Regions from separate parts of the Homo sapiens genome. Here regions 2 and 3 are each linked to region 1. Evidence: chromatin loops called from intact Hi-C (ENCODE). Cell type or tissue: heart right ventricle. All regions are shown on one strand. Region 1 overlaps DAB2IP (DAB2 interacting protein). Region 2 overlaps TTLL11 (tubulin tyrosine ligase like 11). Region 3 has its middle 11 kb from the start of DAB2IP.

The links. Peaks named below come from ENCODE experiments on the same cell type or tissue, not always from the same donor. Only the 100,000 strongest peaks of a DNase experiment are listed, where the experiment ranks them.
Region 2: a loop joins it to region 1, with 13 times the contacts of the local background. A loop is called at or near these places in 18 of 110 quality-filtered maps.
Region 3: it touches region 1 in a loop (2.5-fold over the local background); 5 of 110 quality-filtered maps call a loop at or near these places.

Annotation. Positions count from the first base shown.
Region 1 is chr9:121,740,463-121,748,462 of GRCh38, forward strand. All of the region lies in intron 3 of DAB2IP (DAB2 interacting protein), which reads left to right. Among named protein-coding and RNA genes, the nearest start is that of DAB2IP, 93 kb to the left of the region's middle. RefSeq lists an enhancer at 2,200-2,899. In heart right ventricle, a CTCF peak has its summit at 4,058; DNase peaks (open chromatin) are centred at 3,189, 3,617 and 4,039; H3K4me3 peaks cover 2,336 bases; H3K27ac peaks cover 8,000 bases.
Region 2 is chr9:121,858,239-121,866,238 of GRCh38, forward strand. It overlaps TTLL11 (tubulin tyrosine ligase like 11), which reads right to left. Exons shown (of 9, transcript NM_001139442.2): 8 at 2,099-2,205. Among named protein-coding and RNA genes, the nearest start is that of DAB2IP, 210 kb to the left of the region's middle. In heart right ventricle, a CTCF peak has its summit at 3,430 (motif pointing left); DNase peaks (open chromatin) are centred at 2,693, 3,133, 3,423 and 4,983.
Region 3 is chr9:121,636,518-121,644,517 of GRCh38, forward strand. It overlaps a transcript of DAB2IP not described here. Among named protein-coding and RNA genes, the nearest start is that of DAB2IP, 11 kb to the right of the region's middle. In heart right ventricle, CTCF peaks have their summits at 3,689 (motif pointing right) and 3,892; a DNase peak (open chromatin) is centred at 3,723; H3K27ac peaks cover 4,165 bases.

The sequences.
Region 1 (8,000 bases):
TGTCTTTCCCAGAGCAGAGCTAGACTTCCTTTACACCAAGGGTATTTCTCTGGAAGGCTCCTTTATGTGTTTGGCTTCTGGAGAAGTTTGAGATGTTTTACACAATATTTTGGTGGCCAGGAGCTCTAACCCTCACCCCCAACAACCCTGCCCCAAGACTTTTTGCTGGCTCTGGGGAGGGTTCAGAATGCATCGGCTTGAGGGTGCAGGGTTGGCATACACAGCTGGAGATAACATAATGTCTGCTAGACGCCTGGTGGGTTTCAGTGTCTGTTGAATGAATGGCACTCAGATATTTGAGTTTGGGGTTCCCAGTTGCTTTGTTAAATGCTTTTCCTGGTTAACCAGTGTTTTTACATCTGTTATCTGCAGGGGATAGTGTATTACCTCATTTTATACATGAGGAAACTGAGACTCAGGAAAGTAAAAGGATTTGTCCAGGGTTCCACAGTTGCTAAATGACACGACCAGAATTGGAGCCTGGGCCTGCAAAACCCCCAAATTGGGCCTCTTCTTACTGACTAATCCTGGGGGTGAGGTAGTAAGGGTGGAGGTTAAGGCACCCAGGTCTCCTACTACCTCTCAAGAATAGTGGCCAGATGTTCTGCCAGGGCTCCAAGGCATTCCTTCTGCCTCCCACCCACCTGTTTCCTCTGATGCTCGACACCCCCTCCTCTCCCCACATGCGCACCAGATGCATTCGGCTCCAGGAAGATAGGATGAGGCAAGCCTTGAACCTTGTCAAACCTTGGGGATGCTTGCGGCAAAGCCTGTAGCTTTTGGGGAGGCTGTTTCTGCAACAGGCGTGTAGGGTGGCCCTATGGCTGATGCAGAACTCCCCATAGGTAAGGTGAGCTCAGCCGGATCACATGCCATGACCACACGTGAGCATGGAAGACAAACCCAGAGAGGTCTGGAGGCAGGGCCCCTCCCGGAGAGGCAAAGCCACTTATGCTGCCTCCTGACAGCCTGTGTGGCTTTAGGCTCTCGCTTCCCTCCTGCTCTGCCCCTCCTACTCACCCAGCAGACTTGCTTAGTCTGGGCTTGGGTAGCCGAGACAGGTTGTTTTCAGGCCTCAAAGGATTTGGGCCACAGCCCAGCCTTTCTCAGTGTTTCTCACCTTCTGTCCTTGTCTCCTTATGGGACGGAGCAGGCATCTGGAAGGTGGCAGAGGGGTGATCCTGCCTGGAAATCACTGAGGGTCCTTTTATAGAAAGAAACAGGCTGAGAGAAAGAAATGACTTGGCCACAGTCACTACCCAAGAGGCTAGTTTCCTGTTTGTGCCTCCAGCTATCCTGGGGCAGCTTCCTTCACCCCAGCTGAAAGCAGGCTTTTGTTACGCGCTCACTCTCAGCAAGGCTTTGTTCTGTATCCTCTCGGCAATCCTATGAGGTAAATAATATTATGTCCATTTTTGAGGAGGAAACAGAGAGGCCTAGGGAGGTGACTTAACCTGTCCAAGACCACACAGGTTACAAGTGGCAGAGTCCGGGTTTGAACATAGCCTGGCTTCAGAGCTCATTTTCTTTACCATCAGGCTACACATTCTGAAACTTATTTGGCTTCCAGGCATCACAGAAACAGAGTGAGGGTGCTAAATCCTTGAATGACTCAGCCCCTGTGGAGTTGGACCTGAAGACGCCTCCTGGCCTTGGCTTTTCTGACCAAAGATAGCCACACTGGGCAGGGCACGGTGGCTCATGCCTATAATCCCAGCACTTTGGGAGGCCAAGGTGGGTGGATCACCTGAGGTCAGGAATTTGAAACCAGCCTGACCAACATGGTGAAACCCCGTCTCTACTAAAAAAATACAAAATTAGCCAGGTGTGGTGGCCCATGCCTGTAATCCTAGCTACTCGGGAGGCTGAGGCAAGACAATCACTTGAACCCGGGAGGCAGAGGTTGTAGTGAGCTGAGATTGCGCCGTTGCACTCCAGCCTGGGCAACAAGTGTGAAACTCCATCTCAAAAAAAGAAGATAGCCACACAGCACCTACTGTGGGCCCAGCCACTCCAGGTGCCAGAATGGCCCACGCTTCTCTGAGGGTGCCGTAGACCAGGTGCTGAGACGCAGACAGTCCAGTCTCTCTTCCCTTCCTCTCCCCATCCCACTCCTATTCCAGTAACTAGGCAGGCCCTGCCCACCCTTGCCCCAGGAGAAGCTCCACTCTTGTGGACAGTGGAAGGGCCTCGGCCAGCTTGCCTGAGTCCTGGGCTTGGAAGGACGGTTGCCCCCATCTGCCTTGGTTCCCTGCACCTGCCTTTTCTTCCCCGCATCCTCCCTCTGACTGCCCGCTTTTCTCTGCTTTCACCTTCCCCTAGTGTTCCTCTTCTTTCGTGTTGTGTCAGAAGCCATGATTTCCAGTCTTCTCATCTGGAAGATGAAGGAAAAGATAGACCCGACCCCACAGGGTTCTGAGGCTCAAACTGAAAGCCTGGTGGTGGGGCACCTGTGACAGGTGAGACTCCTCATCTTGCCCCCTTCTTTCTTCATCATGAAGAAGAGACACTGGAGGATGTGGAGCAGTTGGGGCCTGTGGTCCAGGTGGGATGGAGCAGTCAGGGCCTCGTGGAGGGAGCAGGTGGGAGGAATACTCTGGCTGGGATGGACCTCACGGGGTGTGGCCCAGCTTTGCAGCTGACTTGCATGAAGTCCTGGCGAGCTGGGGAGCCCTTGCACCCTCAGCTTCCTCATCTGAAAGATGGGGCAATGGTAATGCCTGTCTGTGGAGTGGTGAGGAACAAATGAGACTGGGCCACAAAGTACCCAGTGCTGTGCCCAGCACATAGTGCCCAAAGAGGGCTGCTATCTCATCTCTTATTCCTGAGATTTAGCTTCCTTGTTTTGTTTTTGAGCTCTTTGGGACCTTCGTGGACTTTGAATTTTTACTATTGTTCATTGTGTCTAAAATCTTCCTCAGAAGCCGAGGGCCTCTAACCTGATCATGAATTTTGGAGTTTCGTTTTTTGTTTTTTTTTTCTTTCCTGTTTCCTGTATAGGAAAAAGGGACCTGTACCTTTAAGACCCCAGCAGGCCCAAGTAGGACACTGGCCCTTTAAAAGCACATTACAGAGAGTTGGAACATAGCCTTTGTTGAACTAGCCATGATTAGTCCCAGCGGACAGGGCTGGAGTGGCATGTCTGGGATCAGGGCGGGGCTAGGCTGGCCGGGGCCAGCCAGGAGCAGCGGACAGCAGGAAGGCTCGCCCGGCCACTCGGCTTCCCGAGCCTGGTGGCTATGCTGAGGGATGGTGAGTGGCCTGAGCGGAGCTTAGAATAAGAGAGGCTGGGAAAGCCAGGAGGGAGGCAGCCCCAGAGCCCAGGGAGACCTGAATGAGCTGGGCGGCAGCAGACACCCTCAGTGAGTGACTGTCACAGGAGCTGGTCCCAGGAGGGACTCCGGAGCACCCTGCCCCTCTACGCAGACATCCACTGCCGGCCCAGAATGTAGAAACGGTTAGGAGGGACCTGTGAAAAAGCGGGACACCAAGAAGAGCACTGTTGCTGTTTTTAGTTTTTAAAATAAGAGGAAGCCCAGTGTGAGTTGCTCTGTCCCCCAGGCGCGGTGTCCCCTGTGGTGTGCTCCGTTGAGAACTGGGAAATGCCAGGGACTGCTGACAAGTTTTCTGAGCTGAGGAGCTTGGCCTTTGCTCTGAGTGGCCGAACCTTTGGCTGGCTGGGTGGGGCTGCACTGGGGTTTGGGGGCCATGGTATCTCTGCCCCAGCTCCTCAGCAGAACTTTGTTTTTTCTTCTCCCTTCCTGCTTCCACTCCCTAGTCCATGGGGCCCAGGCCCACTGGGTGGGGTGGAGGCGGGTGGGAGACTGGGAAGACTGTGTCTGGGCCAGGAGCGTGTTTTGGCTCTGCTTGAATATTTGAAACAGTTGTCAGAAGCCAGATCACTTTGGTGTGGTAGCGTCTTTACTGGGCAAGTACCCATTTCTGAAAAAAAGTCAGAGGAAGGATTGGGCTTGTTACAGCCAAGTCTCAGTGCAGGTTGGTCCTAACCGCCTTCATTGCCACGGCTGGGGGCGGATGAGACTGCCTGCCAGTAGGTGTCCTCACTGTTTTACAGACAGCCACCCAGGAGGTGACAAAGGCAGGGCTCAGTACATTTCTGGTGACCCAGGCTTCCTGTAGTTACTTAAAAGTTGGTGCATTTGGTCATAGGATTTTTGTAGGTTTGGTGAAAACCTGAGGCATTGACGGGCAGTGAAGAGAGTTTGAAGTTAGAGCCGAAGTGCCAGGTGTCCTGTTCCACCCTTGTGCCTGTGAATCGTGACCTCAGGCAAGCTGTTTGACCTCTCTGAGCCTCTGCTTCAGAGCAGAGGGCGTGTGCATAGGCGCAAACCCTGGAGGGAGTTGTCAGTTCTGGGGGAGGCTTTGTGGAGGTGGTGGCCTTTGAGCCAGGCGTAGACGGATAGGCTGCTGGAGTGCAACCCCTTGAGCAGAGGCGTGCAGTTTAGCATGATGAGCCAGATAGGGCCAAGCAGGGCTGGCATGGCTGGGTTGGGACCTGGAAACGTAGCTTGGGAAGCTGGATTTTAAGTATGTTGCTTTCTCAGTTGGAATCCTGTGGGCCAGGTGGCAGATGACAGGGCTAGCTTAGCCTGGAGTCAGCCAGTGTGGAATGTGGGGGAAAAGGGCAGACGGTGAAGTCTGACACACTGGCCTTGGGAAGCCCCTGGAGGTGTCAGAGCCTCATTCTTTGCTGCAGTTAGCTGTGTGAGGGTCAGAGGTGCAGAGACAGCCCTACGTGCCCTTCCCAGGTATGTGGGCTCACTGTGGTGTGGTGGGTGAGCAGGTACTTGAGAGCCACAGGTGGCTTTGGTGCATGGTCACTGGCAGCAGGAGGAACTCAGCAGCCACACTCCTGGTTTTCTTTGACATGGTGTCTGAGTTTCTGCCCGTGCCAGTGGCCTGGAACCCTGTGGCTTACTGAGAGCCACTTTCCTGCTGTCTTGCTGCTGCTGAACACTCCTGGTTGTCTCCTGCTAGTTACAGCCTGAGAAGCAGCTGCTCTGGTGCCCCACGCAGACTTCCAGACCTCAGGCTTTGGGAGGAATGGGCAGCTGACATCCCTAGGCCCATAGCCCCACATGCTCCTGCAGACATAGTGGAGGCGCTCAGTGGCTGTGCTGGTGGCTGGATCAACTCTGCCCAGGATTGGGGCGGGGCGGGGGTGGGGGGTGGGGTGCCTTAGCATGATACATCTTCAGCAAATTGTGCCAGGAGGCAAGGGCAACCCACTTGACGGGGTAGGATGCTGAGGTGCAGGAGAGGCCCATCCGAGGTCCACACTCCTTTGGCCCAGTGCTCCTTCCCTTCACATCTTCACCTCTTCTGTCTCTCTGAGCTCAAGCTGCCAACAAGGAGGGAGCCTCTGTCCCAAATGGTGGCTGGAATTGAAGAGATAGCTGAGCTGGAGTGACCACTGGGGCTGGAGTCTAGGGTGCCAGCATTTGTTCGTAGATTTGTCCATCTCTTCTTAAATGGGGGTCTTTCAGATTCCTGCTTAAAACGGCCTGTACTCTGGAGCCTGCTCTTGAGGTAAGGGGGTAGAGCAGGTGAGGTGGTCTGGGGTCAGTTGGCAGAGGGGCTTTTTGAGAGCTCAGCTGTGGGGGGAGAGTCAGGAAGGATCTGCTGGGCAGAGTGAGAGACAGATCTTGGAAATGTCCTGGGCCCAGGAAGAAGCCAGGAGCATCCAGAGAAGTGCTGGCAGGAAGGGCGTGCGGGAAGGGACAGAATGCCCCGGGAAGGCAGTCTCAGCCCAGCCTGGATGGTAATGGGGGCAGCCAGGGCTGGTTACTGAGGCTGTGTATGGAGAGCTCGCTGCAGGTCAGTTGAGCCCTACAGCCAAAGGTGGTGGTGTCCCTGTTTTCCAGATGAGAAAACTGAGGCACACAGGTTAATTAATTTGACCAAAGTCACAGAGTTTTGTGTGTGTGTTTTTAAGGAACCATGCCTGCTTACCACCTTCAACCAGCATAGTGCCAGGAGCTGGGGCTCTGCGGACAAATGGCTGGTCCTTGGTTGAGGCAGGAAACCTGGCCCTCAAGGATGAGGGAAGGAGGCCATCCCTAGATCACCCCAACATGAATGGCCCACCTGGTCCCAGGAAGTAACGTGGCATGGCGCCCAGGTCTTGGGTGGAGGAGATGAGATGGAAGAAGATGCTGCCTCTGCCCCCGCATTCTAGGGGGGGCCCAGCATGAGCTAAGGAGGGCTTCCTGGATGTGGAGAGCTGGGAGGAATTAGATAAGCCAGAGGGGAAGCACTTCCTGGAGAATGGAAATACTCGCTTTTCAGCTAATTTATTCTTTTGTTTCATTATCATTTCCCACTTGGGTCTCGCATCCCCAGGGCCCTGAGGTGGCTGTTGGAGGTATTTATGGTCCCGGGTGGGGTGCAGGGACCAGTTAGAAACCAGTCCCACTCAGGCCATGATGCATGGGTGTGTTCACATGTGAGGAGGAGCCAGGCACAGACTGAGCTCAAGGAGAGGGAACGCATGGGTCAGGGCCTTGAAACATTCTCAGGAGTGGTGCTGAGTGGAGAGATGGGGGAGGGCAGTGGGCTAGCATGTTTGTGGTGGGCTCTAGAGCTTGGGAGCTTCAGAGTTGCTGCAGTTGTGGCTGGGGTTGGAGCCCCAGGTGCTGTGCAGGGAGGTTGGGCTCTTTTCCTGGGGCTGGGGGTAGGGGGACTGTCACTCTCCCTAAACTTTCTGAGCAGCCAGGCTAAGCCTGATAGTTTTTCCTACAGGCCAGGGAGGGCTGCAGGGTTGTCCCTGCTCAGAAGCAAGAGGGGCAGGGGCAGCTAGCCCACAGCTCACTTCTGATTTGCCCACCACTCACCCTCGTCAATGAGTGTTCCTTAGATGCTTTTTTTTTTTTTTTTTCCCCTGAGACAGAGTCTCGCTCTGTCGCCCAGGCTGGAGTGCAGTGGCACTATCTTGGCTCACTGCAAGCTCCACCTCTCAGGTTCACACCATTCTCCTGCCTCAGCCTCCCGAGTAGCTGGGACTACAGGCGCCCGCCATCACGCCCAGCTAATTTTTTGTATTTTTGGTAGAGATGGGGTTTCACCGTGTTAGCCAGGATGGTCTCGATCTCCTGACCTCATGATCCACCTGCCTCGGCCTCCCAAAGTGCTGGGATTACAGGCGTGAGCCACCGCGCCCGGCCTAGATGCTCTTCTTTTAAAATTCAGGGCACTTCGCTGTTCTGCTGAGGTTTATGAATGTTTAAAAACTGCTTTGCGGTCCCCAAAGTAATTTGACAAGTCTGACAGCTATTGATTAAAAACCCGAAATTATTCAGGCTGCAGGATGACTTGGGGGATTAGATGGAAAGTTTTTTGTTTCTTCTCTCTCTCTCTGCACCCCTCCTCCCCCGCAAAAAAAAAAAAAAGAAAGAAAGAAATAAGATGTGGAAAGGTAAATGTGTTCCTGAATGTTTTTTGAAAACTCCATTAGGCTTGCACAGTTTATACGGGGAGAGGATGTTGAAGGCTGCCTCTCATTCAGGAGCCAGTACCAGCGCCCTCTCGAATCCCTGGTCTCTCCGGAGCTTTGGCCCAAGTCACCCCAGGCAGCAGTGAGATGTTGCTATTACATTATTACAGGTGATGGTAGTGGTGTTGGTAGCAGTTATGATAGTTTATGGTCCCTTATGTTCTAGGGAGTTGACGTAGGGTTTTTGTGGCTTTCTCTGAAGTAGCTCAGCGTGTGAGGAAATGGCACCTAGAAGGGGGAGGAAACTCGTTCAGGGTCTGTGATAGACCTTAGATACAGCTGGGATAGAGACCAAAGACTCCTTCAGGGAGAGGAACGGGCCGTTGCTGGGGTGCTGGGCTGATTGGATGCCTGGCCTCCAGGCCTGACTCACTGTGAGGTAGGTGCCAAGAGTGTCCCACAGAGGGTGACCAGGCCGTTAGAACCCCAGCTTTCACTTCTGGACCATGTGACCTAGCCAAGCCACTCCCTGTCTCTAAGCCTCAGT
Region 2 (8,000 bases), 120 kb after region 1:
TGCTTTTGACTTAAAGAAAGGGGAGCTGCAGGGAGCTCGGTGGTCATCTCACTCTAGGACCAGTGAGTAGGAGAAGGCAACCTGGAACGGGCTCGGGTGGATTGGTGTTTGAACCTTATCCACCAGCCATGCCTCTCTAGGCCTCAGTTTCCTCCTCTGCACAATGGAGATAATCATATCTACCTCTAGGAGAATTCTAGCCGGTGCTGCACATGTAAAGTGCCTGCAGAGTGCTTGGCATATAAGAATTGGCCAAGAACTGGCAGCCAGGAGCATCACTACTAAACACAAAGCCAAACAGCAAATGATGTCTGAGCGCCAGTGCCCTGCAGGAAGGACCGGCTGCATCTCTGTAGTTGGGAAGTTTCTGGCCCACATGGGTGTAGGGCAGGATTGGCTAGGGGTGCAACAGCTGCCAGGCAGACTGCCCCCAGGATTCTCCCCAAGGGGTGTCCACTAATAAGATAAACTGCCTCGCACCATCAGCGAGGACTCCAAAGACCTCAGAGCCACCCTGGAGAGCAGGGATTGTTGGCGCCATTTTACAGATGAGGAACTGGAGATAAGGAGGTGGAATGACTTTTCAAGCTGACATGGGCAGGAAATGGCATAATCAATTCTAATCTGGATCTCCCAACCTGACTTCATGTCCTCTCCACAGACTCACAGGAGCAAGCTGCCCCACTCCTCACGACCCGGTGCCTCCCTTCTGTGCGTCCCTTTTGGAGGGAGGCAGCCAGAAGAGGGCGTGGCGTGGGTGCCAGGGTGCTGCGGGCTCACAGTTCCTGTGTGATCTGTGTCACCTGAGCTGCAGTTTACTCGTCTGTGAAATGAGACTCATAATGCCTACTGCACTGGTTTACCGGGACATTTAATGAGGAAATATGCATGAAAGGACCTTGAAGTTTTGTGATGAGCTGTACAAATATCAGTTATGGTTATTATAATTTTTTTAGAAAAACACCCTCTGGGCTGGGCGCAGTGGCTCACGCCTGTAATCTCAGCACTTTGGGAAGTCAAGACAGGCGGATCACTTGAGCTCAGGAGTTCAAGACCAGCCTGGCCAACATGATGAAACCCTGTCTCTACTGAAAAAAAAAAAAAAATACAAAATTAGCCGGGCATGGTGGCTTGCACCTGTAATCCCAGATACTTGGGAGGCTGAGGCAGGATAACTGCTTGAACCTGGGAGGCAGAGGTTGCAGTGAGCTGAGATCGTGCCACTGCAACCACTCCAGCCTGGGCAACAGAGTGAGACTCCGTCTCAAAGACAAACAAAAAACAAAAGAGAGAGAGAGAAACACCCTCTGTGAGAAAAAAGATAGGAAACTCATCCACCTAAAGGTGGGTTCTTCTCACAGAACCCTTCACCACAGAACCTAGAGGATCAAGATCAAATTTTCTTGTGTGGCATTCAAGGCTTTGACAGCTCCCATAACCCCATCTCTACCCCTTCTCACATCCCTTTTTGCTCCAGCCCATCTGGGCTACTTGGTATGGTCTAAGCTCAACAGCCTCACCTGTGTCCAGGCCACGGCCAGGCAATAGCCCTGCCAGAGTGTCTGTCCCAGCCCTGTTCACCAGCTGATCCCGTACACCCTTCTCCTGAAGTCTTCCTTGGCCCTCCCTGGATGAGGAGCTCCTCCGCTGAGTTCCCGGATAGCTTCTCTGAGCTTCTCTCCCTCCGAGCCAGGCATCCTACTACCTAGCATCATTTTCTCATCTGCCTCCCAATGCTACAGTGAATTCTTTCAGGACGAGAACCAAGCACTATACCCTCCAGCCCACCCAAGGCTGGGCCCAGCATCTGCTCAGGAAATGTGTGTGAGGGGTGAACAAATGAATGAATAACTGAGTGTTCCCAGTATGGATGGAATCTGAGCCTTAAGCAAAGGCAAGGAATGCTAACGGTGGTATGAGAATTCGGTAGCAGACAGTGCTCCAGCATTTAAATTCAGCTCAATCCCTGGGATTATGTCTAGATCTGATGGCATCATCTTCTTCCCCCATCTGAACCCTTGACAAGAAGGAACAGAAAATATACCACCCATGCCTGTCAGGACCCCCACAGGCCATGGCAGAGGCATTTGTCAAATACCTGAGTCCCGCTGGTCCAGGGTCATGGAGTTCCACCTCCGTGTGATGTCAATGTAGAGGATGTCCACGGCAGCCATGGACAGGCTGCTGCTGCTGAGTTTGCAGCTCCTGCCAACAATGGGAAGTGACATGTCACTGCCAGCCTGAAACCTGTCCTGTCTATCTCTCCTCCACTCCTGTTAGGGACTGAATGTTTGTCCTCCCCAAATCCATAGGTTGAAATCCTATCCCTCCAATGTGATGGTGTTAGGAGGTGGGGCCTCTGACAGGTGATTAGGTCGTGAGGGTGGAGCCCTTGGGAATGGGAATAGTGCTCTTCTAGGAAGAGACACTAGAGAGCCTGCCTCCTCTCTACTCTCCACCATGTGAACATAGAAGAAGGCAGCCGTCTGCAAACCAGGAATTGGGTCCTCACCAGACATCAGATCTACCAGCACCTTGATCTTGGTCTTCCCAGCCTCCAGAACCATGAGAAGTAAATGTTTGTTGTTTAAGCCACTGAGGCTGTGGCATTTTTGTTCTAGCAGCCTGAACCGACTGACATTGTTTTTGTTTGGATTGTGTTCTGGGTCTGGAATGTCCTCCCTTACCACAGCTGGAACTACCGCAGGGTGACTGGCATGGAGCCATGGTAGAGAAGGCAGTGATGTAAGTGAGGTTAGATCCTCAGGTTCCTGTAAGTTCAGCCATTTGGTTAGTTATGGGTCTAACAGGCTGGAAAGAGCAAGAACTTTAGAAAAGCAAGGCAAGTGTTTTTTTTTTTTTTTTTGGATACAGAGTCTTGCTCTGTCATCCAGGCTGGAGTGCAGTATTGTAATCTCGGCTCACTGCAACCTCTGCCTCCTGGGTTCAAGCAGTTCTCCCTACGTCTGTCCCCTGAGTAGCTGGGATTACAGGTACCCAGCTAATTTTTATATTTTTAGTAGAGACGGAGTTTCACCATGTTGGCCAGGCTGGTCTTGAACTCCTGATCTCAGGTGATCCGCCCGCCTCGGCCTCCCCAAGTGCTGGGATTACAGGCGTGAGCCACTGTGCCTGGCCAGGAGAGCAAGTCTTGAGTTGTAGCCTGGCTCTGCCACTTGGAAGCTGCATGGCCCTGGTTAAAACATTTCACCTTTCTGAGTCTCGGTGTCCTCATCTATAAAACAGGTGGTCTTTATTATAGTCATTGTGTGTCAGCCTGACCTTGCACAGCAATGTGGGTCCCTGCTTGCTCTAAAAGAGAACAAACTCCACATGTCAAGAAATACCACCAGCAACGTGTCCTCATCTTCCTATCTCTTAGTCTCCAGAAGGAGGAGGGGAAGCTAGGCCCTCGGCACTGCCCTCTCCTGGAGTGTCCAGGCAGCTGACGGTGTCATGCTCAGATGACCCAAGGATGACAGCATGTCAACAGTACAGGCTGAAGCCATCACTACTGTCCAGAAGCAATTTCCCACTGGAAATGCTCACCAGATGAGTCCCTGAGGACAAATCTATGGACAAGGGCTCAAGGCTTCTGTACTTTACCCATCTCAATCTGTCACCTGAAGATTCTACATAAGCCCTGAATCAGCCACACTAAGCCCCAGATTTATAAAGCAGAACAGCACAGGCTGGGTCCTTGCTGCTCTGTGTGGGCTGACACAGAATTGCTGGGGAGGTTCCTTGTTCCTGACTTTAGGGGAGTCACCTGGAATTGACAGGAGGATTGTGGGGGACGGGCCTCTGAGCTTTGGATGCTCCACTTGTTTAGGTGCAGGGAGGCCACAGTAACCAGGTTTTCAGTCTGATGTCAGCATTGGTGCTCCCTGTCCATGCCACAGCAGGGGTGTTTAGAATCCTCCTACCCCTCCCCAGCTTTTTTTTTTTTTGGTCTGGAAATGTGGAGGGGAGGGCAGTCTGGTATGCCAAAAAGAGCATGATTTAGGCATCAGACAGATTAGGATTTAAATCCTGACTGGAATCTTTTCTAGCTGTGTGACTGTGGGGAATTTACTTAAACCTTCTGTGCTTTTATTTCTTGGGCTCTAAAATGAAGATGATAATACCTGCCCACATGGTTGTGAGTACATGCCAAGAACCCAGCATGGTGCCTGTCACCTGGTAGGCCCACAGCAATTGTGAGTTCCCTTCCCCAACTCTCTCCCCCTTTTCCCTTTTCTTCCTCTAGATCTAGAGCCATCTCACCCCAGAGGCTGCCTGGAGCCCAACCTTTCAGTGAGTGACCCTGCCCGTTCTGGAGAAATGGAGTACACCAGTTGGAATATCTGTGTACAGGGCTTGGGCTCTCTCTTCAGACTGGAAGCAGCCCTTGGCTTGTCCAGGTGCACCCCTGTCCTGGACAGGATCGTGCTGGGAGGCCTGTCCCAAGGCAGGCTAGATTTGTCCAGGGAATCCTGAAAGCTAGGCCTCTGGGCCAGCTGTCAGGTTGGCTGAACTACATTCAATGCCGCTTTCAACTTTTCAAACGAATCCACATCCACTGCCTCAGCTAATGGTGAAGTGGCTCTTTGATTTCCCATTTGCCATTATCCCTTGTGTGAATAGCTCTGTTAGGGACCGGACAGGGGAGGGGTTGATTGGCAAGCAGGGTTTGGGCATCAGAGGCCCCTCTCCAAACCCAAGCGCACCCCTAATGACAGTGGCTGGGCATGTGCCCCGCATGGTGCCCAGACGAGCCTGGTGCTCCTTGTATGCCAGCACACTTTCTTGCCCCCTTCCTCCCTCCTCCCTTTCTTTCTTCCCGCCTGTATTTCCCAGGCCATCAATGCACATCCTGCTTCCTCCTGGGCTCCTGCTCCGTATTTCAATCACGAGTCGCGGTGGCAGACTTCAAAGCACATCAGCACACGGTTATTGAGCCCCAGTAACCACATGTCAATGGACGCGGAGGTTTTCACGTCACTTGTCACCAAGACGGCTATCTACTGGGTTCTGTGGGGGAGGATGGTCCAGTCTCTCCCAGGGTATTCGAACAGCCTGCATTGCTAATTTACAAAGCTTCATTAGGAACAGCCACAGTGTCCTTTAATTATCATATCAGTGTCCTCTGGGCTACCTGCTCTTCCACAAGTCAGGAGCGCTGCCTAGCTTGCTCTGTGGGTTAATAGAGTATTAAAAGGGAAACCAAACTGACCACTGGTATATAGTCATTTTTTTTCTGACAGGTAGAAAATAGAAGTGTCAAACCTTTAGCAGGAGCCGTAATTTACCAAAGAAATTCTCCGTTTATTCCCTTTCCAAGGTAACTCTTCCTCCCTAGTGATGCCTGCAAATATAGTTGATTGCAGCATCTGCTACTGGGACAGAGGAGGGATCCATGCTGGCTGCGGTAGGCAGGAAATGCAAATGCCTTAAAAGAATCTTGATTCTGTAGGCATTTCTTGGGCACTATCTGTATGCTAGGGCTTTTCTTGCTCATCAGCTCTCTGGATTTTAACCATTCCTTGAGGGTGGTATTCCTGATCCCATTTCAATGAAGCGTATGCTGAGGCTCAAGAGATGGGACGTGACTTGCCCAACGTCACACAGCCGGAATTCACATCTAGTCCATCCTTGGAAGATAGAGTAGTGGGCTTGGGAGCTGTGGGGAGATGGCCCAGTCCAGGGCTGCAGGAGGGATTCAGGAATCAAGAAACCAGGTCTCAGGCCAGGGACCAGAAGGGTTGGAGCCTCTAAAGCACTCCTGTGGCAAGCTTTGGGATATGGGGCTGGGGCTAAGCAACCAGGGTGCTTGGATTTGCCCTGTGGTTACCAAACATTCTCAATAAACTCAAACAGGAAATGAATGACTCCAACAGTCAAGATATCAAGACTTTGGAATGAATTTTTCATCCATCTATCCACTGAATGAGAATTTATTTGTGTCCTCTCTGTGTAGGCAGTATTCTGGGCTTGGACAGCAATGAATTGCTGAATGGGCCTTGGATACCGTTCTCAGAGACTATACGTGATCTTAGAGTCTGGGGTAAAAATGTGGCTCTTAATCATTGAGAACAGTTTTCCCTTATGCCTGGGGATGCAGCTCTTCAAATGACTAATGAGTGGAAGGATAAATTCTTCAGTGGAAGAAAAGTCCAGGAAATAGAGTACCATGAGAAGCCAGAAAAGTTTCTAGGAAAGGATAGGTTAGAAATGTACATGGAAAAGATGAGCTTTGGAGTCAAATGCACATGAGTTTGAACCTTGGTTTTGCTGCGTAACCTTGTGCAGGTCATGGAAGCTCTCTGCGTCTACATTAGGAAATTTCGATTTGCACAGTAAGAAAAAGGCTGCTCACCGTACAAGGATCTTTTAAGGACTAGCTCAGTGCCTGGCACACATGGGGAAGTGGCAAATGGCAGTTCCCATCCTTCCTCTCTGATGTAGAACCAGTTTGAAGAAATAGTCTGTTTTTGTTTTTGTTTTTGTTTTCCAGAATCAAAGGAATTTGGGCACATAGGATGGGAGAGAATCACAAATCATTTAAGTTCATTAGGAGTCCAAGTATAGAAATATTTGAAATGATCATTCTCATTTCCTCTTAACAACTACTGACATCTCATGGGAAATTTAGGAACCAACTTTTTCCACTCCATAAAATCCTATTTATAGAATTTCTTTTGTGTTCATCCTTCTCTGTGCAGAAAAGAAGCTTTTTTTTTCTTCTGGAGAGGATTCTATAATGTGAAAGCTAACAAATGATCAATATTTATTTTTTAAAAACCACACTACCTAAACATCTAAGGGGGCAAGAAGACAACTCCAGTTTAAAATGTATGACTTCGAAAGGCCATTGACATCCAAGGCATGCAATATTGCTGGAAAGGGATTGTCACAGAAGCAGGGGAGATTATCAAAGTCACTGAGGAGTTAATGACAGAGGGGGAAGCAAGGCCCCTTACGCTCCTATTCTAGAACATTCTAACACACCACGTTGCCTCTCAGAGAATAAAGCCCCCCGCAGCTACCCATTACGAAGCATGTTAATACCTCCTTATGATAAAAGGGAGTGGAAGGGGAAAGGGGAAAGGAAGAAAAACCTTCCCCTCATTCAAAAGGAGGCCCAGGATCAGAAGCCACCCAGTGGGAGAACCTCACATGAAGCAAATGCTCACGATACAGAGAAGATGCTGCATTTCCTAGAAATAAACCTGGTTTTGGCAAACTGCTTAATTTCTGGGCTGCCATCACGAAAAATGCAGCATACGCAAACTGATGTCCAATTCTGATGTGGGACACATTTGTAAAAATTTTCCTTCGTGAATTACATAGATGCCCCCCAAATCAGTAATCCAATGGAAGGAGAATGACAAAAATGCATCTCCCTCCAAGAAAGCTGTCAAGCTGAAGAATCAATCAGATAATGTCTATTTCTCGGGGAAAAAGGTGGCTTCACACCCCAGCAATTATTATAAAATAAAATGTTAAAAAAGAAAGAAGAAAAGAGGCACTTAATTCATGGTAATATGCACTACTATTATGTGCCTCCTGAGGAAGTGACATGAAAAGCTGGTTAGAGAGAGTTAAGTCTAGACGAGAGAAGAACAGTTCATTATTTCTTATTTCTTGGTGAAAAAGAAAAATAGAATATGGCCAGACTGGCATTAGCATAATTCACTCCGAAAACTGCTGATCTATGCAGCACATTATGAGAGATGGACACTGGAAATAAATTCAATTGGAGTGTTTATTATTTTCTTCCCTCTAGTTCTCTTCAAGGAGCTTGGAGAGAGAGAGTGGGTAGAACAGATGAAAAGCAAGTTCAACTTCTGCCATTTGCGTGGGAGCGCTGAGAGGAGTGTATATCTCGCCAGTGAATATGTCTTTTTCAAAGTGCTCCTGAGAAGGGCACTTGGTTCGATTTAACATATGGCATTAATATTATTAATTCATAATGAAGCAAAATTTAAACCAAAGTGGAACAGAGAGAGAGAAGGGTT
Region 3 (8,000 bases), 100 kb before region 1:
ACGCCCAGTTCTCGCTGCTCTCCCCAGCTGAGCAACGCTGGGATCTGTGCTCTCGGGAGCAGGAGGGCCGTCTGGTTTCTCCCAAGTCTGGGCAGGAGGTGGCTGGTACGAGAGTGAGGTAAGCAGCTTGGCCTGTGGGTGCATGGGGCTGAGGAGGAGCCCTGTCTTCTGCCCAGATCCCCACATTGTTCTGAACCGCCAGTCCCATGTCAGCCTGGAGGAGTCTTTGCATGTCTTTACACCACGTCTTGATTCCTCCGTTCTAACAAGCCAAAATGACACGGTGCAGGACTGGGCAGTTTACCAGGCAGCTTCCTGAGTGCAGTCTCATTCAAGTCTTGTGACAGTTCTGGGAGGATAGTATTCAGATTCTACAGAGTGGGGAGTTTGGGCCCAGAGAGGTTAGGGAACTTGCCCTAGGTCACAGAGCTGAGAACCCCCAGGGGTAGGATTTATCCCCTGGACTGTCAGATCCTAAAGCCTTGAGCTCTCTTTTCCTTCTGGACACTTTGTTTTGTAATGCAGGGCTCTGCATGAAGCCATGAGTTCTCTGTAGCCTCCAGCCCCTTCTCATCCTTCATTCCAGTAAGACTTTCCCCCAGGGAGCTGCTATTTGCTTCCTGGAGGAGCCTAGGGAAATTTAGTGTCTCTGAGGCTTGATTTCCCCATCTGCAAAATGGGCATAATAGCACCTTTTCCCTCTGAAGGCTTTTGTGAGGATGCAATGAGACAATTCAAGTCAAGCACTGGGTGCAGTGCCTGGCACAGAGGATACCCTTGAACTCTCTGCTGGCTGAGCCTAGCAAGCACCCGTGGAGTGGGCAGGGCTGGGGCAACCTCCCTATATTTCAGAGAAGCCACTTCGTCCGTGAAACGGTTCCGATGGGTTCCTGCCTTGCTCGGGGAATTGGAAAGGTAGATTGAGATCATGGCTGTGGAGCCTTGAAACCACTGAGTCTGGTGGGGGAAGAAGCAGGGTCTCCCCTGCTGTAAAACTGGCCACTAGAGCTCCAGTGGACATTGAGACGTCTCAGCCAATGGTCTCTCTGTTGGAGGAAGGGAGGGGAGAGGGATTGGGACCCTGCCCAGTTAGCCCCTGAGTAGGAGGCTCAGACCTGCTGAAGGTTTGGGTCTGAAATGACCCCTTGGAATTCCGCGTTGCCTGCCCCCGAATTGCAGCCAAGCTTTAGATTTCTCCCGGGAGAGGCCCAGCCAGTCAAATGTATTATTAAATGGCAGAGAGGCCGAGCGCTGCATGTGAAAGATAATGGGGGAATTTATATGATGGGCTATAAATCACAGAATGAGAAGCCCTGCAACCTGTGGGGAGGAAAATTAAGAAGTCCTGAGCAGTGACTTGTTTGGGGTGGGGGCGGAAGGCATTTGGCCCTGTTTTGCTGTGAGCCTGGCAGGTTCATGATGCACGAGGCCCAGGGGTCCGAGGGGCTCTGATGTGCACACTTCCTATGTACTCAATGGTGACACCCCCCTCCCCCCATTGGCAGCTGCTGTGTGACAATGCCAAGCTGGGCACTGGGTTATGACCTCAGGGAGAGCAGTGTGCCAGGAGAGACAGATGTGAGATGAATCATCAAAAAATATGCAGTCGGCCCTCCGAATCTATGGGTTCTGCATCTGTGGATTCAACCAACCAAGGATTGAAGATAGAAAAAAATTGCATCTGTACTGAACATGTACAGACTTTTTCTTGTCATCATTACCTAAACAATACAACTATCTCCATAGCATTTACATTGTATTAGCTATAAGTATTCTAGAGATGATTTAAAGTATACAGGAGGGTATGCATATGCTATATTTTAATGTCAGGGACTTGAGCGTGCTTGGATTTTGGTATCTGATTGGATTTTGGTATCCTGGATCCAATACCCCTGGGATACCGAGAGACGCCTGTATGGCACTGCACAAAGCAGTGGGCTCCCTGGAGGAAAGGCGCAGGGAGCTCAGAGAGAGTGTTGCAGGAGGGCTGTGGAGGAGGCGGTGAATTGAGAGAGGGGAGTGGTGGTTTTTCTGGAAAGGAAGAGTGAATGCGAGTCAGCCAGGTGGCTCAAGAGAGCTGTGGCAGGGAAGGTGAGCCAGAAAGAGTGGCCAAAGGCCAGCAGGGCCAGGGCAGCTAGGGCAGGGGCTGTGTTTCAGATTTCACTCTGGCTGTTTTATGGAGAACCACACTGAGGAGGCAGCGGAGGATTTGGGGGGACAGTTCGGGGGGATGGAGGTCCCCAAAGGTAGAGATGGCGATGCCCTGGTTCTGGGAGATGTCAATGAAGGTGATGAGGTGGACAGCCTCAAGCTGGAATTTGGAGCTCTGAAGAGCCCATTTCACAGAGCAGGCTCCAAGTCTACAAAGCCAGCCCCATGTCCTGTATCCTAGGAGGTGGGAATCATGGGAGCAAAGACACAAAGGAAAGAAGCAGTGAAGGGCTGGGGGCCAGGGTGGTTGGGGAAGGGATAGGAGTAGGGTGTGGTAAGAGGGAAGATAGGAGTAGGGCTGGGGCCATATCCACTGACCACTATCCTAGGCTAGGACTAGAGTCAAGGCTGTGTGGGATTGAATCCTGTCTCTGCCACTAATCAACTCTTGTGCCTGTAAAATGGGAGAGTAACAGGATTCACTGCTTTTGGTCATTAGAAGGACTTGCTGAATTGACACTGCCTGACAAAGGGGAAGCACTGAATTGGGATTAAGTATGCACTGAGTGGCCTTGGGCAACTCTGCCCTCTCTGAGCTTTGCTTTCTTCTAGCAGGTCTCTGCAAACCCTCTAGGCCAAAGTCCTCTAATCTCCCTGTGCTAGCAGTGTGCAGCTCCCGAGGGTGGTCAGAGCACAGCGGCAAGCTGGCTGTATTGCCTCAGATGGGACCGTGTCCCTCTCTGCCCTGTAAGGGGATACCATGCCTATCAGAGCTGTAAGGGGATATTTTAATCAGCCCAGGACCTGCTGAGGTCAGAGGGCATAGGGACCAGAACAAAGAATGCCAGTCACGGCTGCTGCCTGGCCCTAGATGACCTGCTGGGCCCCAGAATCCAGACCACATGGGGAGCCTGCGGAGGGAGGTGGAAGCTGGGGGCCTCACTGTGGGTCAGGCACTGTTCAAACTGGGTGTTCTCCATTTTGGGCCTCAGTTTGCCCATCTGTACCATGAGGTTTATAACCCCTCCCTGCCTGCAGCACATGGGGTGCTGAAAAAAAGGAACAGGCTGCAGTTTGGACAAAGCAGATTCAGGTCTTTATTGGGGGCTGTGGTCTCAAAGCCTGAGAGAGAGCAACAGGTGGGCGAGTGAGGCTCAGTGCGGCCCACGGATGACCTGCTTTGGAATCACCTGTGGGACCACTGCCCGCTGATGAAAAATGCAGACTCCTGGGCTGTTCCCCAGACTGGCTAACTTAGACTCTGCCCGGTGGGCCCAAGTGTCTGCACTTTAACCCACATCCCAGGGGACTGGAATGTCTCGAAGTCCAAGATCTGAAGTTCTGGGCATCCCCTTCCTTGCATCAGGGGAACAGGGGCCCAGAGGGCATGGGGTCGGCTGGCCCAAGTTGCTTAGGAGACTGGAATCCTATGCCATGCCACTCAGGGGTCCTTCCTGTGCATCGCCCCAGGAGCCCTGGGAGTCCTGGGTGATGCCTGGGGCAAGGGGTACTTTATCCTAGGGCTCCATAGCCCAGCAGGGGGCAGCGCAGATCAGCACCTGCTGAGGGCTCCCCGCTGCTGTGTGGGCCTGGGCTGGGTAGTGCGGATCTAGAAAGAGCTCACTGTTCCGGAGAGGTAGGTGTGGGCCTGGGTGGGAAGACGGGCCTGTGTGTGCATGGGAGCCTGTGTCAGGGGGGCGACAATGAGAGAGAGAGCACCAGGAGGACACAAGAAATGCGACATCAGAGAAAGCAGGCCCAGAACATTGTGAAACTTCCTTACAGCTTCCCGGGACAGAGGCTGCAGGGGAAGAGGAGAGGGCATCTGTTGCCCAAGCTGCCTCCCTAGGACTGTCAGTGGGATTGGGGTGACTTCAGGCCTCCCCACCTCCCCCCACACCATGTCCTCTGGGCTTTTAAATGAGGATCAATCAGAGGTCAGCCCCTCCCCAAGTTCAGCATCAGAGTCAGGAGGGACTAGGGGCTGGGCTACAGGCTAAACTCCAGCCCCAACTCTCCAACTGGCCCTTCCTTACTTTGCCTGCTACAGCTTCCTCTGCTGCTGGGAACCTGTGGGCAGGCCTACGGCGTGGGGTGGGGCCAGTCCTGAGCCTCTGGACCTCTGACTTGAGAGTGGGCTGACCACTAGATCTCTTGAGGCCTTCTGCAGTTCCCAGTTGTGGGAAGGCAGCTTCACTTTCATACTTTCTCAGGGCAATGGGGGGCTGGTTTGGTAGTGAGCTCCCTGTCACCAAAGGTATGCTAGACAAGACTAGGTGAATTTTTCTTCCTCTTAAGCCTTTGGTGACAGGCTAAAGGGTGGGTCCTGGGCCATCCCCTCTTTATACCCCATCTGTCTGTTAATCATTAATTGCCAAGAGAGCTCCTCCTGGGATGGGGTGACTCCTTGGCTATGGGGGATGCTGATATCCAGGATGACCTTGAACTTGTTTTTCTTGGCCCCAAACTTTCTGCTACTTCCTGTTTGAGCAGGTGCAGAAATTATAGGGGCCCAACCCTTCCTTGTTTTCCTGGTAGAATTTCCAGACAAAATGCTCTTCCCAGGATGGGGGCAGAGCTGGGATTGTTCTCACTCCCAAGGGGATTTGAGGAATGAGGATGGCAGAAGCTCCATTTAATTCCCACCTACCTGGTCTTAGGATGCTAGCTATGGGCTAGGTGGGATCCTCAGGAAAGGCCAGTAAATGTGAGAACCGTGGCTCTGGCAGTGCTTGCCTCTCCTCTAACACCAGCTATGGCTCCCATTTATGTTCCAGATTGGACACAGAGGCTCTGAGTGTCAATACCCAATGGCCTTGAACACCCACCCAGGCCAACCCCATTTTGTAGGAGGGGAGGCTGGGGCTGTGAGCCAGAGGAGCCTTGTTCAAAGGCACACAGCAAAGTGAAGGCATTTATTCATCCATTCATTCATTCACCGAGTGCAATCTCTGTGCCAGTTCCTTCACGGTCAGGATTTGCACCCTGGCCTGCTGACCATCCTCAGCTGCCACTCAAAAATAAACTTTCCAGCCTGCCATCCATGTGTCACACCAGGCCTCAAGAGGTAGGTCACTTGTTCCTGGTCCCACAGCCAGCCTGCCTGCCTGCCTGCCTGCCTGCCTGCCTACCTTCCTTCTTTCCTTCTTCCTTCCTCTTTCTTTCTTTTCTTTCTTTCTTTTTCTTTCTTTCTTTTCTTTCTTTCTTTCTGTCCATTTCTTTCCCTTTCTTTCTTTCTTTCTTTCTTTCTTTCTTTCTTTCTTTCTTTCTCTCTTTCTTTCCTTTCTTTCTTTCTCTCTCTCTCTTTCTTTCTTTCTTTCTTTCCTTTCTCTCTCTCTCTCTCTCTCTCTCTCTCTCTCTCTCTTTCTTTCTTTCTTTCTTTCTTTCTTTCTTTCTTTCTTTCTTTCTTTCTTTCTCACTTTCTTTTTTTTTGACAGGGTCTTCCTCTGTTGCCCAGGCTGGAGTAGAGTGACACGATCATAGCTCACTGTAGCCTCAACCTCCCTGGCTCAAGCAATCCTCTCACCTCATCCTCCCAAGTAGCTGGGACTACAGGCACACACCACCATGCCTGGCTAATTATTATTATTGAGACTGAGTCTCACTCTGTCGCCCAGGCTGGAGTGCAGTCGTGCAATCTCAGCTCACTGCAACCTCTGCCTCCCGGGCTCAAGCAATTCTCGTGTGTCGGCTTCCAGATGGGATTTCACCATTGCTGGCCAGGCTGGTCTCAAACTCCTGATCTCAGGTGATCCACCCACCTCAGCCTCCCAAAGTGCTGCAATTACAGGCGTGAGCCACCACACCTGGCTTTTTTTTCTTTTTTTTTTTTTTTTTGTAGAGACAGGGTCTCACTGTGTTGCCAGGGCTGGTCTCAAACTCCTGGGCTCAAGTGATCTTCCTCTCTTGGCCTTCCAAAGTGCTGGAACCACAGCTTCTTTTCTATTAAAAAAAAAAAAAAAAAAAAGAACAGGGGCTTTGAGCCCAGCTCCCTTCATGCACCTCGTTCATCACACATTTATTGAGTGCTATTCTATGCACTGGGCATATGGCTGTGAACTGGACTCACAAGGTTCCTGTCCTCATTAAAGTCTGGGGAAACAAATTAATGAACATCTGAATACACAGATTAGATAGTTTCAGGAAGCGCTATGTGGAAGAAAATAAAACAGGGCAATGGGATATCATGGAGAGATTGGGGCAAAGGCACTTGAGATAAGGGGTCCAGGGAAGGTCTCTGAGGGTGTGATATTTGAGCTGAGGCCTGAATGACAGGAAGGAGCTGTCCATCTGAAGATCTGGGGTTTGTGGGAATGAGGCAGCAGGAACTGGAGATGCAAACGCCCTGAGGTGGGACCACGTTTGGCACATTCAGAGATTGAAAAGTTATCAAGCTGAGTCCAGAACTATCTTAGCCAGTGGCTCCTCAAGAAAGCCACTAGAAAGCTCTTTTAAGAATATAGATTCCTTGGCCCTACCCATCAAAATCTGGATTCAGGGATGCTGGGAGTGGGGCCCTGGAATCTGTTTCTGAATGCTCCCAATGTAGTTAATGGCATCCAGTCCAGCCCCACACCTGTAAGCCTGCCATATGGAGCCATCCCCTTCTTTCATTTTTTGCAGAGGGAGGATCAGAGAGGCACCGTGACTTATTCAAGGTTGCACAGCCACACAGTGACAAATCTAAGCCTCAAGCCCAGATCTCCCACCAGAGTTCTGCCCTTACCACTTCTCTTCTTCCCCTCTGGAGAAGCTGCCTGGGCCTCACCCCAACTTGGTTCTATCTCCCTGTCTATTCTCCCTGATCTCACCCCTCACATAGCCTGCTCCCCAGTCCTCACTGTATCCTCTGCTCCAGCCTCACCATCCTACCCACTGTCTCCAGTACATGCTTTGTTCATTTCCACCTCTGGGGCTTTTCTCATGCTGTCTCTCCCTCCAAGAATATACTTTTCTGCTCGCTATGCAGTCAACTCCTACTCAGCCGTCTAGCTCCATGCCAGTGTCTCCTCCTCCAGGCAGTCTTCCAGGACTTCTCTCTTCTCCAAATTCTCTCAGTGCTGACTCCAGGTCAGATAGGCTCAGCCACTTTTTTCGAATGTTGCCATCATCTCTCCCACTGTTGCTAAGAGCCTGCTCTGGGCTGGGAGCTGTACTGATCAGCTCTGGACTGTCCTCTCAACCAATCCACAAATTAGTGAGAAAAGAAATAGCCAAGGCTAGGCATGGTGGCTCAAACCTATAATCCCAGTGCTTTGGGACAATAAGGTGGGAGAATCACTTAAGGCCAGGAGTTCGAGACCAGTCTGAGCATCATGGCAAGACTGTGTCTCTACCAAAAAGTTAAAAAATTAGCCAGGCATGGTGGCACACACGCCTGTAGTCCTAGCTGCTCGGGAGGCTGAGGCAGGAGGGTCACATGAGCCCAGGCATTCGAGGTCGCAGTGAGCTATAATCCCACCACTGCATTTCAGCCTGGGCAACAGAGCGAGACCTTGTCTAAAAAAGAAGAAGAAGAGGAGGAGGAAGAAGAGGAAGAAGAGGAAGAGGAAGGGGAAGGGGAAGAGGAAGGAAACAAGGAAGGAAGGAGAAAGGAGGGAAGGAAGGAAAGAGAAAGAAGGAAAGAAAGAAAAGAAAGGAAAGAAAGGCTGGGCGCAGTGGCTCATGCCTGTAATCCCAGCACTTGGGGAGGCTGAGGCAGGTGGATCACCTGAGGTCAGGCGTTCGAGACCAGCCTGGCCAACATGGCGAAACCCCGTCTCTACTAAAAATACAAAAATTAGCCAGGCGTGGTGACACACGCCTGTAATCCCAGTTACTCAAGAGGCTGAGGCAGGAGAATTGTTTGA